Regions from separate parts of the Homo sapiens genome. Here region 2 is linked to region 1. Evidence: chromatin contacts called from ENCODE Hi-C or POLR2A ChIA-PET data. All regions are on one chromosome and are shown on one strand. The core of a region is the stretch at or near the end of the contact, and the rest is flanking DNA. Distances in the headings are between cores, read along the strand shown.

Evidence for each region. Hi-C counts contacts between places; a loop is a spot of excess contacts on that map. ChIA-PET counts read pairs that join two places held with the same protein, here RNA polymerase II (POLR2A). Pooled maps may share reads with other maps.
Region 2: a loop to region 1 is called in a map of endothelial cell of umbilical vein, with 5 times the contacts of the local background. The contact joins two enhancer-like sites. A Hi-C loop is called at or near these places in 7 of 168 maps with a recorded cell type or tissue (CD14-positive monocyte, Right ventricle myocardium superior, ascending aorta and 4 more) and 9 of 50 pooled maps. POLR2A ChIA-PET finds 5 or more read pairs at or near these places in 12 of 52 experiments (AG04450, Caco-2, MCF 10A and 9 more).

Annotation. Positions count from the first base shown.
Region 1 is chr15:67,147,114-67,154,295 of GRCh38, forward strand. The region is part of intron 1 of SMAD3 (SMAD family member 3); the gene reads left to right. Among named protein-coding and RNA genes, the nearest start is that of SMAD3-AS1, 3.8 kb to the left of the region's middle. RefSeq lists enhancers at 1-840, 1-212, 1,219-2,026, 2,834-3,641, 6,165-6,334. Within about 2 kb of position 3,463, at least 31 of the 41 ENCODE cell types and tissues checked have a DNase peak (open chromatin) inside an H3K27ac peak, as active enhancers do; they include gastrocnemius medialis, where a contact is called at or near this core.
Region 2 is chr15:67,195,896-67,203,077 of GRCh38, forward strand. It overlaps AAGAB (alpha and gamma adaptin binding protein), which reads right to left. Exons shown (of 10, transcript NM_024666.5): 10 at 4,772-7,003. The coding sequence ends at 6,926. Among named protein-coding and RNA genes, the nearest start is that of SMAD3-AS1, 53 kb to the left of the region's middle. RefSeq lists an enhancer at 2,791-2,920. Within about 2 kb of position 2,521, at least 4 of the 41 ENCODE cell types and tissues checked have a DNase peak (open chromatin) inside an H3K27ac peak, as active enhancers do; they include gastrocnemius medialis, where a contact is called at or near this core.

The sequences.
Region 1 (7,182 bases), core at 2,213-4,712:
AAACAATCCAGGCCCCAGTGATGTGTGGTGTTCTGAGAGTAGAGGAGGGAAGAGAGAGAGAGAGCCAGAACTGTTTACAGAGCCCGGGAGATGGGCCCAGGCTTGACAGCCGGGCCGACTTGAAAGACAGGCTGCAGTGGACTGTGGCCCCAACAGCTGGGTGTGTGCAGGGTGGGAAATGCCAGGCACAGCCGCTCCTCCACAGAAACCACTCTGTTCTTTCTGCTCTTGATGGAAGCTCCTGCCCTTTATTGTGGTGTTAGCTTCTTTGTTCAGTTACACCGACAGCTGAGTTTTCTATTTGGGGCCATAGTTTTGGGGTCATGATTCCTGGAGTAGAAAAAAAACAACATAGGAGCTCACTCAGAAGGATCCCTGGGTAAATGCCATCCTTTCCTGGGCCCCAGTTTCCTCACGTGTTCAGGGGGAAAAGAAGGTGGTGGTGAAATGCCCCCCACCAGCTCCAAAGTCCTGTGGTTCTGAGGCTGGAATATTCTGCAAAAGGACATTTGCACACCACCCTTCCACTGCCCCCGCCCCAGTGTCGTGTCCAGGTCCAGTTCTACCAGCCACAGATGTGAGCATGTCTGGAACCTGTCTACCTGTCTCATTCATTCCATGACCTCTGATTTTTGAGGTCAGTAATTCTGCAGCCTCCCTCACCTTTCTGGTTTAAAGCAACCTCCTCTCTCAGGAAGTTGTTTGAAATCAATTTAATTCCTTTATATCCCACATGACAGCTACGACTGCCACTGTTTAGTTGATGTTGGCGTCGGGTTTGGGGCTTACTTGGCTTTTGTGTTTGCTTCTAACCTGCAGAAAGAGTCAAAGTTCTGAAGTTTTCTCTCTCATCCTTTCTGTTTGTTGCTCCATGTACAGTAGGGAAGAGGAATTTTTGTTGGTAGTCCACATTTTTGATTACTTATTTGCTCTGCTGCTATATTATGATTCAGGTTTTCTCCAAGGCCCTAGGTGCCTAAAAGCATTGAAGGAATGAGAAGTGTAGACACAGAACACCTTTAAGCCACTTCCCCCTGCAAATTAGTGTATTTCACAGGTATTTGGAATGCTAGAAGGTACTAGAAGGTGAGAAGACACTAGAGATCCGTTGAACCCATCATTTTTTAAATGAGATAATCCATACCTAAAGACTCCTCCATGAGTCGGTAGCACAGCCAGAGGGAGGGCCACACACACCCCTGTCATCTAATGAGCAGCCAGGGCTCCAGTCCATCCCCAGTGTGGGCCATATATCTGTGTGCTTTCTCCTCTATTAAATCCAACACTTGATAAAAATCTCCAGTTAACAAATATTTGTTGAGCAAGTTTATTGCAAATCGCTGTATTTAATGTCTGCCTACAACCTTAGCCACAGATGACTCTCTCTCCCTGGTATGGCAAGTGGGCAGAGCTTCCTCATTCAAAAACATTTTAGCTTCCTGCACTTCCCCGCTGGTTGCTTTCGCCTAACTGGCACCTGTGGCTGTCATTCCCCTGCTGTTTTTAATTGCACCTCTCAAGACCAGCTGATTGCTTAAAGAACATTTCTGGTATTGGGCCCATGGCAGTAATGTGCGTCTGTGGATCCCTTTGCTATGAGGCTTGACTTCTTGATCGGGTTCACAAGGCTGGTGGGCAGCCTGAGATCTTTGCTTATTTCCTACGTCTTCTGAAAGGTACTATGAAGCTTACCAGTTGCTGATGCACGCTATCAGCTAATAATTCCATTACCATTACTATTTTCTGAGCAAATGTGACCTGCAAGCCCCTCGCTCCATCCAGGATGCAGGCAAAGTTAAGCTAGGTTTCCTTTCCCTCAAGGAGCTCCTGGCACAGTTGGGAAGGGAAGTCAGAAACACACAGAAGTCACTTCATCATACCAGGCCTTTGGTGCTAAATGATGATGAATTTGAAGAGTGTGGGACAGTGGGGATGGTGGACTGTAAGAGTTCGAGGAGGGGAGGATGGAGAGAGGTCATTCTTAGCAGAGAGCCACAGAGTGGGTTACTGTTTGAGCTGGAAGATAATTGGACCTCCAAGGGCTCTGTCCCCACCTGCACCTCAGCGCACTATGCTGGTGGCCAAGAGTGCAGGAGCCTCACATTCAGATACTGTGGCTGCAACATTTTACCTCCACTACTTGGGCCTGTTCAGCATTTTGAGTTTCTATGCCTGTAAATTAGGCCTGTCTAGGAAGTGGGGGTGAGGTGGTGGGTGGGCAGGTGCTCTGAATCTCAGCTGGGACTGGGTGGGCTGATACCGGGGAGAGTTGTAAGTATCTAGGACCCAGCGGGAGGACGCCTCACCTGGAACCCTTTGCTTGTTCCTGATTGTAGCTGTTTTAGGGATGCAGCTTTCAGACAAGGGCCACTTAGTTGATGAGGCCGGCTTAATCGAGGAGGGCTGTTGCCACCCTGACATTGTTAAGTGTGGGCCTGGCTTCTCTGAAGTCCTCCTTTCTTGCTTGTGTGGAATTCCTGTTTTCCTGCCCATAGGGGTTCTTTGCTGTCTTAGGTGAATTGCCCCAATGAACCAGAACCTTTTTTTTTTTAGGTACAATAGGAGGTCTGTACCCTTAGACAGAAAGGAATGCTAATTGGCCACTTAACTGTCCTCAGGGTACAGATGCCAGAATATACAGGGCACCCATTCTTTGTTACCATTTGGGATGGAAACTGCTTATATAAGCTTGTAAAGCTTTGGTTCAGAAAGCAAGAGAATGTGTATGGAACGTTAGCAATTGCTGTCATGCAAATGCTGCATTTTTTGCATGTAAAGGTACCTCTTTACCTCCATGGTCCTTAAACTAACTTTTTCAAGAAACATGGTCATTTCCCACCCTTCCTTTACTTCCAGCTCCCCATTCATACCCAACAGTGGCTAACTGAAAGGTTTGCAAATCCTGAAGGCTTTGGGGCTTCTTTTAAAAAGAAGAGACTGAGTTGTAAATGTCATAAGACTGAGATGGTTGTAAATGTCCCAACCATACTGTGTGACATTTGCTAGGAATTGTTGTAAAATCACTGGAGTGAGCGCTTGTCCTGAGGCACTGCCTCTCCGCGTGAATGTCACTGAGTCGCCCGGTTGACCCGTTGCATGTTATGCAGCACTTGTGACATTGTTTTATCTCTCTAGCCGGTGACTCATAATTAAGGAAGTCAAAACTGTGCAATTAACACAAAACCTCCTCATTTGCCCTCTTCACCTCTCCCCAACCCCCGCCCCCAGTCAGGAATGCCCGCCTGACATTTTCTCTAAGTCTTTGGAAACTTTAAGATTTGTTTTGATAGAACAAGGCCGCCAGTTATCATCGCCTGGTTCCACTTGTTTTACCCCAAAAGTCTGTGAGAATCTTTTCCAGGAAAAAAAAGAAAGAAAGAAAGAAAGTAAATCCCACCCCCAAGCGTGCAGTCTGCCCACAGGAAGTGATTCATGGTGCTCCGATTCGGGCAGACCTGACTGCAGGAGGCGGGAGGCTGGGAACCAGGTCTGGGAAAAGAGGGCAGAGAGAGGATACCCAGACCTAATGGCTTCTGCTCTGTGGAAGAAAGTGAAAAACAGAATGACTAAGAGTCCTGTAATAAGAATTGTTTGTTTTGTGAAGTTGAACTAATAGTGAGGTTTGCCGGCAGATAAGACTTGAGAAATTGCAGTTGTCAGGGGAGGGGACTTTTCCATGTCCTGCTTTTTTTTTTTTTTTTTTTTTATTAAGAGAGCAAAGCTATTTCTCAGTCTTTTTTTTTTTTTTTTTTTTTTTTTTGAGATGGAGTCTCTCTCTGTCGCCCAGGCTAGAGTGCAGTGGCACAATCTCGGCTCACTGCAACCTCCACCTCCCAGGTTCAAGTGATTCTCTTGCCTCAGCCTCCCCAGTAGCTGGGATTACAGGTGCCCACCACCATGCCTGGCTAATTTTTTTGTATTTTTAGTAGAGACGGGGTTTCACCATGTTGGCCAGGTTGGTCTTGGAACTCCTGACCTCAGGTGATCTGCCCACCTTGGCTACCCAGAGTGCTGGGATTACAGACGTGAGCCACCACGCCAGGCCTTATATCTCAGTCTTAAGACATTCATATATTAGTGGAAGGCCCAGATTTGTGTTTCAGTTCTACCTTGCCACCTCTAAGCCTGTTTTCTTTTCTTTGGAGAAGAGGGTCTAAGATGAGACCATTATCTCACAGTCTCCAATAGCTCTTTCTCCCCATTTTCCCTTTTATTTATTTATTTATTTATTTATTTTGAGACGGAGTCTCTCTCTGTTGCCCAGGCTGGAGTGCAGTGGCACAATCTCGGCTCACTGCAACCTCCACCTCCTGGGTTCAAGCGATTCTCCTGCCTCAGCCTCCTGAGTAGCTGGGACTACAGGCTTGCGCCACCATGCCCGGCTAATTTTTGTATTTTTAGTAGAGACAGGGTTTCACTATGTTGGCCAGGCTGGTCTCGAACTCCTGACCTTGTAATCCACCCACCTCAGCCTCGCAAAGTGCTGGGATTACAAGCATGAGCCATTGCACCCAGGCTATTTTCCCTTTTTCCTTTCCCTCTAAAGTTAGAGTTTTTGAAAAATATTTGATTTTTTTAAATTGACAAATAATTGTCCATATTCATGGGATACATAGTGATGTTTTGATACATATTAATGTCATTATGGTGATCACATCAGGTTAATTAGCATCTCCATCCTGTCAAGCATTTATCATTTCTTTGGGTTGGAAGCATTCAATATCCTCCTTCTATTTGAAACTATGTAATATATGAATGTTACTATGTATGTTACTATATAAGCATTCAATATTCTCCTATTTGAAACTATGTAATATATGATTATACATAGTAACAATCATATATTACATAATAATTGTAAACTATGTAATAATAATATTGTAATATATGATTGCTAGATATTTGAAGCTATATAATATATTATTGTTAAGTATAATCATCTTACAGTGGTTTAGGACACTAGAACTGATTTTTCCTCTTTAGCTGTAATTTTGAGACCTTTAACAAATTTCTCCCCATCCCTCTGTTCCCTTTACACTTTTCAGCCTCTAGTATCTTCTATTCTGTTTTTACAAAGTTAGAGTTTTGGGGCTGATAAATGTTTTTACCTAAATACTCATTTTTGTTTCCACCAAATGGAACATCATGTTGTCGTAGAATGAAGGAATCCTTTCTGTCCTATGGGTTATTTTCTTCTCCCTCAAACTGACAATGCAAATTAATTTGATTCCCCAAAGTAGTTTGGAAACAGAGAAGACTCTAAGTGTTGGCTACATGAACAGGCCTGCTGCCGAGCGAGAGGCCCAGATCACCCAGAATGAGAAGATGGGTCTAAACACACCTGGCTTTGTGACTTACTCCATTTCAAGCTTCCTGTATTGTTGGAGGTCAGCTTTTGGGGGTGAGGGATTTTAATGAAAGCTGAGGTGAAGTCCACTGTTGCCTTAAGCCCATCAGAACGTTGCCAAGGGCTGTGAGTATGCTGAATGGGTCCATGAGTGATCTCTTAAAAAAACATAAACCATTGTCAGGCCTAATTTTCAGCAGAGTGAAATGGCCACCCAGAAGATTCTGTGAAGCCTGGCAACTTTTCCCTTTCTTCCAGTAGTCACAGACCAACCCAGATCTTTGTAGCATCTTTTATTTGTGACTTGAAAGTTCTATGATCCTGCTGACACTCAAGAAAAAGCAATCCCCATCAACTTGGTGCTTGGAGAAAAAAGTTTGTGAAGACCAAAGCTATTAAATAGAAAAGCCCTAAACACTCTCCTCCTCCTCCTCCTTCAATATTTAACCGTCTTCTTTGCATGGGGGAAGGGAGGGGCTCTCACCACAGCCAAAAGAGAATCTCTGCTGATTTAAACCCAGTGTGCTTTGTAGTCATAGAGAACTGAGTTTGGAGTGTAACATCTAGGTTCAAGCCCAGGCACTGTTCCTTGCTGGGTGACTTTGGGCAAGTCACTCAGCATCAAAAATTTTTCATCTGTAAAATGGGAGTGATGAGATACTCAGCCTGCAGGATCCCTTTATCCAGTGAGTTACTGAGTGAGAAGTGCTGGGTAAACGCTTGCTCTGAGGTGTAAATTGCTTCTGTTTGGCCAGGTGCAGTGGCTCACGCCTGTAATCCAAGCACTTTGGGAGGCTGGGGCAGGTGGATCACCTGAGGTCAGGCGTTTGAGACCAGCCTGGCCAATATTGTGAAACCCCGTCTCTACTAAACATGCAAAAATTAGCCAGGCGTGGTGGTGCATGCCTGTAATCCCAGCTACGCAGAAGGCTGAGGCAGGAGAATCACCTGAACTGGAGGTTGCAGTGAGCCAAGATCACTCCGCTGTACTCCAGCCTGGGCAACAAGAGCAAAACTCCGTCTTGGGGGGCGGGCGGGGGGGATTCCTTCTGTTTTCCCGCATCTTGCTCATCTCAGAGCATTTCCTTAGCCCAGGGGGATCTCAAGGGGAGGGAAGAGAGCAGATTTGCCCCCCAGGGGACATTTGGCAATGTTTAGAGGTATTTTTTTTCAGTTGTCACAGCTGCAGGTGGGTCACAGCTACCGGCATCCAGTGTGAGGGAGCCAGACATGCTGTTAAGCATTCTATATCTGTCTCTACACAGGACAGCCCCCTAGCCCCAACAAAGATTAGCCCAAAACATCAGTAGTGCCAACGTTGAGAAACTCTGGGCCTCGCCAAATCCATAGCCTGATGTTGAAAAGTTCTTGGTGTCTGCGTGCTTTACAGATAATTATCATCAGGCTGAACTTTCTCCAGTAACCAACCTTCTTCTTTTCCAGAAAGTACAAATTCTGTGCCCACCCATGGCCCTTGGGAGGTGGGATAGCCCAAGGTCTAGGCGATCTTTGTGTGTTTCCAGTGGAGTCCAGCCCTCCCAAGGATAAGGCAAGGTGTTTCTTGGCTTCCCCCTCCAAGGATCTGCCCAGGAGCCTTCTGCAACCTCTGTGGCTCCTGCCCAGGTTGCCCCATCTGCCTGGGGCACTTGTCATGGACCTGAGCCGGCTGCTCTGGAGAACTAGCAGAGGGAAAGAGAGGACTAAATATAATGGGAAGAAGTGAAGAAGAGGCCAGCTGCTGGTCTGGAGGATGGCATAGGGGGCTGCAGCCTGGCATTTTATTTGGTTTCCCCCTAGACTGGCAGCATTCATGCCCAAAGCACTAGATATTGTCC
Region 2 (7,182 bases), core at 1,271-3,770, 48 kb after region 1:
GCTCAACACCTGTAATTCCAGCACTTTGGGAGGCAGAGACAGGCAGATCACTCGAGGTCAGGAGTTTGAGACCAGCCTAGCCAACATGGCGAAACCCCGTCTCTACCAAAAAATACAAAAATTAGCTGGGTGTGGTGGTGCACGCCTGTAGTCCCAGCTACTTGGGAGGCTGAGATGGGAGAATCGCTTGAACCCAGGAGGTGGAGGTTGCAGTGCTCATACCACTGCACTCCAGCCTGGGCAACAGAGTGAGACACTGTCTGTCTCAAAAAAAAAAAAAAAAAAAAAAAAAAAAAGAAGTAAAATGCCTTTTGGTTTTTAAGAGTCTGAATAAGCAGAGTTCGGGGGAGAAGGATGAAATGGGTTGGAGTAATCATCTGGTGTGACCACATCTGCAGCAGTCCTCCTAAGGACCTCCCCAGCATCATCTAAACACCTCCCTTACCAAGAGGAGGCAGGTTGCACCGTAAGGGCCTATAGATTTGGCCTCTGAGAACTGCAACAAATTCCTGCCTTTATGATGATTTGGTTGGTTCTTCCACCTTCCTACCCCCTTAACAGCTTTCCTCAAGGGTTTATGTAGCTGTTTGGGTCAACAGCTGACCCAAACCCGTCCTTTTAACCCAACCTGTTCCTTGAGATGCACGATTTTAAAATTCCAGCTATTTGTTAGACGTGATCCAAAACACAGCGCCCCCAAACTGAATCATCTTCCCACCTCACTTGAGCCAGCTCCCTTTTATGCTTCCCCAGATTTTATCAGTAGCCTCTTCACTCCCATTTTCCAAGCCCAGAGCAGCTTGACGCATTTCTTTTCCTTGCCCTCCATCACCTCTCTGCTGCTGCCATCTCCCTTTTGGAAAGGTCCTACTCCCTGAACTTCCCGGTTCTCCCTGGCCCTCTCGTACAATCTGCTCTTTTTCTTGGGCCTACACCTCTTCTGCCTGCTTCCTTGTTGGTATTCCCAGACCACTGTTCTGCTGACTCCTCCCTAAGTGATCTCATCTACCCTGATGATTTCAAGCCACATAAACGCTAATGACTCCCAAATCAGTACTTACAGCCCAGACTTTAATCCCGAGCTTCAGACTCATGTCCAGCTGACTGCTGGCTGCTGGCACACGGAGGGGCCACAAGTACCTCAAACTCACAATCAAATAAACAGAATTCATGGTTTCTCTTAAAACCATCCTCTGGCCTTCAGCCCTGTTTTAGACATGACCATTGACCCAACCTACATCCACAGAAGCCACAGCAGTCCACCAGTCCTCTGCTCCCCACCTCCACACAGTCCCGCTTCTCCAATCTCTCTGCTCTAGTCCCACTTGCACCGCCCTAAACTGCAGGTCTTCTAGTGCCTGGACAACTGCACCAGCATCATAACAGGTCTCCTAGCCTCCAGATGGCTTTCCTATAAAGGCACCCTTCATACTGCCCCCAGTAACCAATCTGACCATAGATGCTTCCCCTAGTCCACTGCACACATTCTAAGGTCTTTGCCCTGGAGCATTTGGCCCTCCTTTGCCCTTACCTAGCATTCACTGCTCCCTGCCTTAACCTCTACAATCCGGCAACTTGCAGTCCTCATGGATCATCCTTGTCTTCATGGCTGCTTGTGCTTAGAACATCAACTTCTCCCTGGCCCAGCCCCTGCTCCCCAGCACACCACCAGTTCGCCTGGCTAACTTTTACTAATGCTTTGTGCCTCCATTCAGACATCTCCTCCAGGAAGCCTCTCATAAACATCTATCTCTGTTGCCACAGTCCCCTCTCTAGGCTGTGAGTTCCTTGAGAGCAGAGTTTACATTTTATTCTCTTATCCCTGGCTTCTTTTTGGCCACCACATATTTTTGCCGAGTAAATGAATCAGTGTCCATATCTAGTAAATTCTATCTTAGCAGTATATTTTATATACATTTCCACAGTGCTTACAGCAAGTCCTTATATATGACTGAAGGAATATAGTTCCTGATTACCTGCTATCACAGCTATTCCAAAATTCTAATCTGTGTCTCTGCAGTCCAGGGATAGCAAATATATGGCAAAATTCCCCTCTTCTCTATTTCTATCCATGGCAAAAACCACTCGTCACCGGGTTGGGTCCATCCTCAGCCTCAGACTCTTTCTCAACACAGCTAATTGGTTAGACAGAAAAACTGCTAATACTGCTGCCACGTTTTCCTGGAATGTAATTATGGTTAGATGCCTTTTCTGCTCAAAACCTTTGGCTCCTCACTTACCTCCAGAGTAGGCACAGACTCTACAAGGTCCCCTCCAGCATCACCCCATCCTCATCTGCCACCATTTCTCTATGTGGACTCCTTGCATTTTCCCAGCACATCCCCTCACTCTTCTTTCCGTACCTTTGTTCAAGCCATAACTCCAACAACTTTGCTGCCTCCACTCACCTATCTGTCCCAATCCTTTATCCTTCTAGCTCGACCCAAGCAGCATTATTTCCCCTAAGTCAGCGGTTCTCAAAGTGGGTCCCAGGACCGAACCAGCAGCATCGGTTATCACACAGATGTTAAAGATGCAAATTCTCAGGCCCCACGCCAGGCCTACTGAAGCCGCAACTCTGGAGTGGGGCCCTCCAGGTGACTGTGACATAGCTCACTTCTGAGAACCATTGCTCTAAGATACACTTCCTGTTCTCCCCAACCCACTGTGTTCTCTCCTTCCCACAGCCATTAGGGCTGGTCACAGCACTCTTCACATGCTGTCTTGGCATTGTCTTTTGTGACCTTGTCTGGTTTGCCCCCTGCTCCCACCTGAGTTGGACTCTGAGCTCATGGAAAGGAGAAACTACATCCTGACTCAAGTCTGTGTCCTCTGCCACACCTAGCTCAGATTCTGGCACCAACGACGTTCACAGTCAGTGTTGGCTGGACCCTGGGTTCTTGTTTCTGCTCTCACCAGGGTAGAAGGAACAAATTTAAGGCCGTCTAACTTCACCATTAATGACTTCCTGAGAATTTCCTGGGGAAGCATGATTGTTGCAGGCCATGTCCTTGGAATTCAGATTAAAAGAATCTTTTCTCTCCTAAACTATGCTGTTGTTTCCATAAAGTTCCTACCCTAGGCCTTAGTCCACATTTTTGTGTAATAGCATTAAAGCCACCTGGCTGATAATAGCAAGGGCAGGAGCAATGATTGGACACTTCATTAGAGAGAACCCAAGAGGCTTCCTAGTCAGTAAACTGGGCATAAGCAAGCAGCTTGGGGTGCCTGGTTATGCCTCCCAGATCTGTAGTTGTGCGGAGGAAGTGTTTGGGCATAACAATGGATACACAGAAAGGGGTTTTAAAAGTTTTTTTTTTTCTTTTCACCCCCAGGCCTGTGTTCCAAAGATGCAGTAATAACCATTAGGGCCAGGTTTTGAATCACAATGTTTTCAAAAGGAAACAAAGTAGAACTGTAAATCCCTAAGAGTGGGAATACGCTATTGCTGTTACCTTTTTTGTTAATTCTTCTGCAAACCAGAGGAACAACTTAGGATAGAGCAAGATACTTCCTATGCTAGAACCTAATTCTGAGTAAGGATACCTACATTAAGAGCAAGCTTTGTGATGTTAACAACAGGCATATGTAATGCCAAAGTATGAACTTTACAGGATCTCTAAGACGTTTTCTGTAAGAGCTTACATGCCAAAGATGCCAGGATGGATCACTAAACCCTGAGTGGAATCGAAAATACTAGAATTATGCCGCACAGTCAGCATTCTACTTTCATGAGACATACAAATTATGGGAAAGTTAACGGGGTTGTTTTCAAACTAACCTTGTACTAACATAGTACTGGGTTCAGTACACATGACCAGATTTTTTTACACTTACTCCACCTATAGTCCTCTAATAAGATTTGGTACTTAATGACATAATGCTGTAGCTAAATTGTCTATTGTAAAATTAACAGGGGCAGCAGAGAGTGAAGAGCAAATCTAATGCATTAGAACATTCACTGAAACTCTTGTCTCCATCAATCAGAACGTTCAATGAATCAGAACCCCTAATGAATCAGAACCTCTGACCACACTGGACACGTTTGCTAAATTTAGCTTTGTATCGGCAAACGCTGAAGCTCAGAATAGTTTACAGAGCTCTCATCTTACCCTTAGACAGTGATTCTTCTAAGACTGCTTTTCCATGGCAGGCCAAGGCAAGGCAAGGGGCATTCCACATGCTCTCTCAACGCCCATTGTTAAGAGACTGGCCCAAGGTTAAATGAATCTGACAAGCCATGGCAAAAATGTTGATCCCGACCTCTCCACAGTGGGACCAGGAAATTAGCCATATATCACATTTCACGTGTTAGAAGTAGTTTGCAGGAATGGCCTAACATGCTCTATGGTCCTTGAACCACATCCCATATTACTCAACCATCTAAGTCTAGCTTCCCTGAATCTCTAGCTTCTCTGAATTAGACGTGGCCAAGTTCTATAAATAGAGAGCAAGCAAACTGGTTCTGTCAATCTTCTCATACTCTGGCAAGATGGCATATTTTAAAATTATAAAAATATCTATGTCTTCATCACTCTAAAATTATTACATAACACATGATTTTCTCAGGGGAAAAATGTTTATTCTTGTCTTCCCTTACCTTCCAGCACTTATGTATGGACCTTCAAACTTTGTGATCATATTCATCAAACACAAACCATACTTTACAACCAAAACTAAGGGCCTACTATGTGCCAAACACTATGTGCCAAACACTATGTTATGCAAATCAAGAAATGTTTAAGGAAAAAACAACCAAAAACCAAGTCTCTTATTTTAAATTCCAGCTGGCAATTCTGTAACAACTTGTGGTAGCATGAACATAGGTCACTTTAGATAGACTGCAGCTATTACTGTAGTGTTAGCTCATGATCACTATTCTAACATGGGCTTTTAGTAGATTTCACTAGAGACCTTCATCCCATATGTCCCTAGAAGAGGCCAATATCCCTGCATAGCTGAGGTCTTAAAAACATGACATTACATATGCAGGGTAAATTCTAAAATAGTGAGCTTGACAGACTCTTCCACTATTCACTATATATGTCTAATCCAATGAAGGATATAGGGCTTCCCTCACTCATACCCCCTAATAAAAAACCACAAAATCATAATAATAGACATTAGCACAGTTTATAAATAAATCACATTTTAATCATCTGGCTTTGTTTAATCTACAAAATCAAATTCACAGCTTTTTCTAGTCTGGTCTGTTTTTTCTAACCAGATGGCCTAGTATATTTTCTAAAACCTTCCATCTTTTAAGGAAAACATGTTCCACCTTTTTTTTTTTTTTGCAATCCCAGAGCCAACTTCCCTAATGCAATCACCTCAAAGAAACACTGATGGGCTGGTGGTGAACCACAGACTCAAAGTCTTTCAGAACAGTAAAAGAAAAAAAAAAAAAAAGGAACAAAAGGTCACTAAGCAATGTCCAGTGTTCCCTGGAAAGCCTCTTCCTGAATGCTCCAGTCACTGAGCTGTCCCCTCCCTGTGGTCACTCCTGCTGGCCCCTGTAGCATTCCATTCCTTCTGCCATCTGTTTCAGGTTCTGCAGTGCTTATAAGGTAGTGTCTGGAGGGGTGTGAGCCTTATTTCTTTCTGCTCCTAACCCAACCTGTTTCTTTCATGCTGTGTAAATGGTTCTAGAGCCCACCTAGGCCAGAACCAGTTCTCAGCTGGTGTGCGGGCACCTTCCATCCACTGTACTATGTGCCAGTTCAGAGCCACAGCAGTAATGATCACAGTGAGGGCTAATGATATGCATTACAAAGTCTACAAAAACAAATAAGGATTTTTATTTGCAGTACTTTCCACTCTTCCTTTAAAAACTTGCCATTTGCTTATCAGTTCCTCTGGGGCTGACCCACTCAAACAAGACAAAGGATAAAGAACAAAAGATAGTCCTCCGAGGTTACAGGCTTGGAAGGGCAGAGAGGAGCTACGAACCTTGGAAGAAAAACAAGGTGCTCAGGAATTCATCGCCTAACATTTCACTTCCCCACCCACCCCTTAGTGCTCCCACTTTGGCAGTGATCTCTCTTTGGCTTTAAAGAGAAAGGGGGAAATGTGCCTTGTTTTGCAGGTGTGCAACAACACAGCTCTGGCATCTCAAGCAGCAGGGGAGAACTCTAAGACAGAAGAATTTCTTCATGAAAATCACGGTATGTTATCACATACTGTCTCCATGGCCCATACAAGGACTCCTTAAGGTTCTCTCTAACATACAACATATCCCCCACAACTCAGTAGAGAGGTTTTCTTCCCACTGGAATAGAAATCCTTTGCCTCATTTATTACAGTCTAAAAATCCACACTGGCTTTTTGATTCTTTCTAGCATGAGCTCAGACACTATACTTCAAAAGAATGCCCAGAGGCATTTTCTTAGGTAGAGACTTAGCTGCGGGCTGAGACTTCGGCCCCACATAGCTCACATCAATTCTGCAGCTGCCTCCTTTCCTCCCAATAAAAGCATCATAGCTCAGAGCTACAAGCTCCTTGAATGGAGAAAACCCAAATCACCCAGGAAAGGTGACACAACTCCTGATGTGCAGTATCAAGTGTGAATGCTGGAAATGCTACTTAAAAGGTTGACCAGGAATGGCCTGGAGGTTGTCTTCAACTTGAGTAAATCACACAGACCTCTGAGATTTATCCTACCCTCATTCCTAGAACAAAAAAAAAGTATATTTAAGAAATCCTCACTCATTACTATCACTGTATTCCTCACTCTCTTACAATATACTGAGGAAAAAAAAGATTTCTCCTTAACCTCCTACTAAAAACTAAAATTAAGGGGACCCTATAAACAAGTCAGGCAGCCAACATGATAAGGGCAATTTTGGCAAAATATGACTGGGCTGAGTAGAGAGGTATCTCAGAGACAGCTAGCATCTTTGTTGGTCAAACCCTAGTATGAATAATTCAGTGCTCTTCATCAGATGAAAGGCCTTCAATTTCATCTCTGTCTCCCCCGATTGCCATCCAGAATGCTTTGGCCACCTGTGGAGAGAAGCATGCAACAAATTTTAGGCAACAGCTACATTTCAGCTTGTTTCATATGTCATACCTTAAACTGACTGAGACCTAAAATTCTGCACTTTGCCCTCCAGTCCTCTGGCAACACATATCAGAACCCTTGAATACCATTTGACCCATGATCGCCACATCTAGAAATTTAT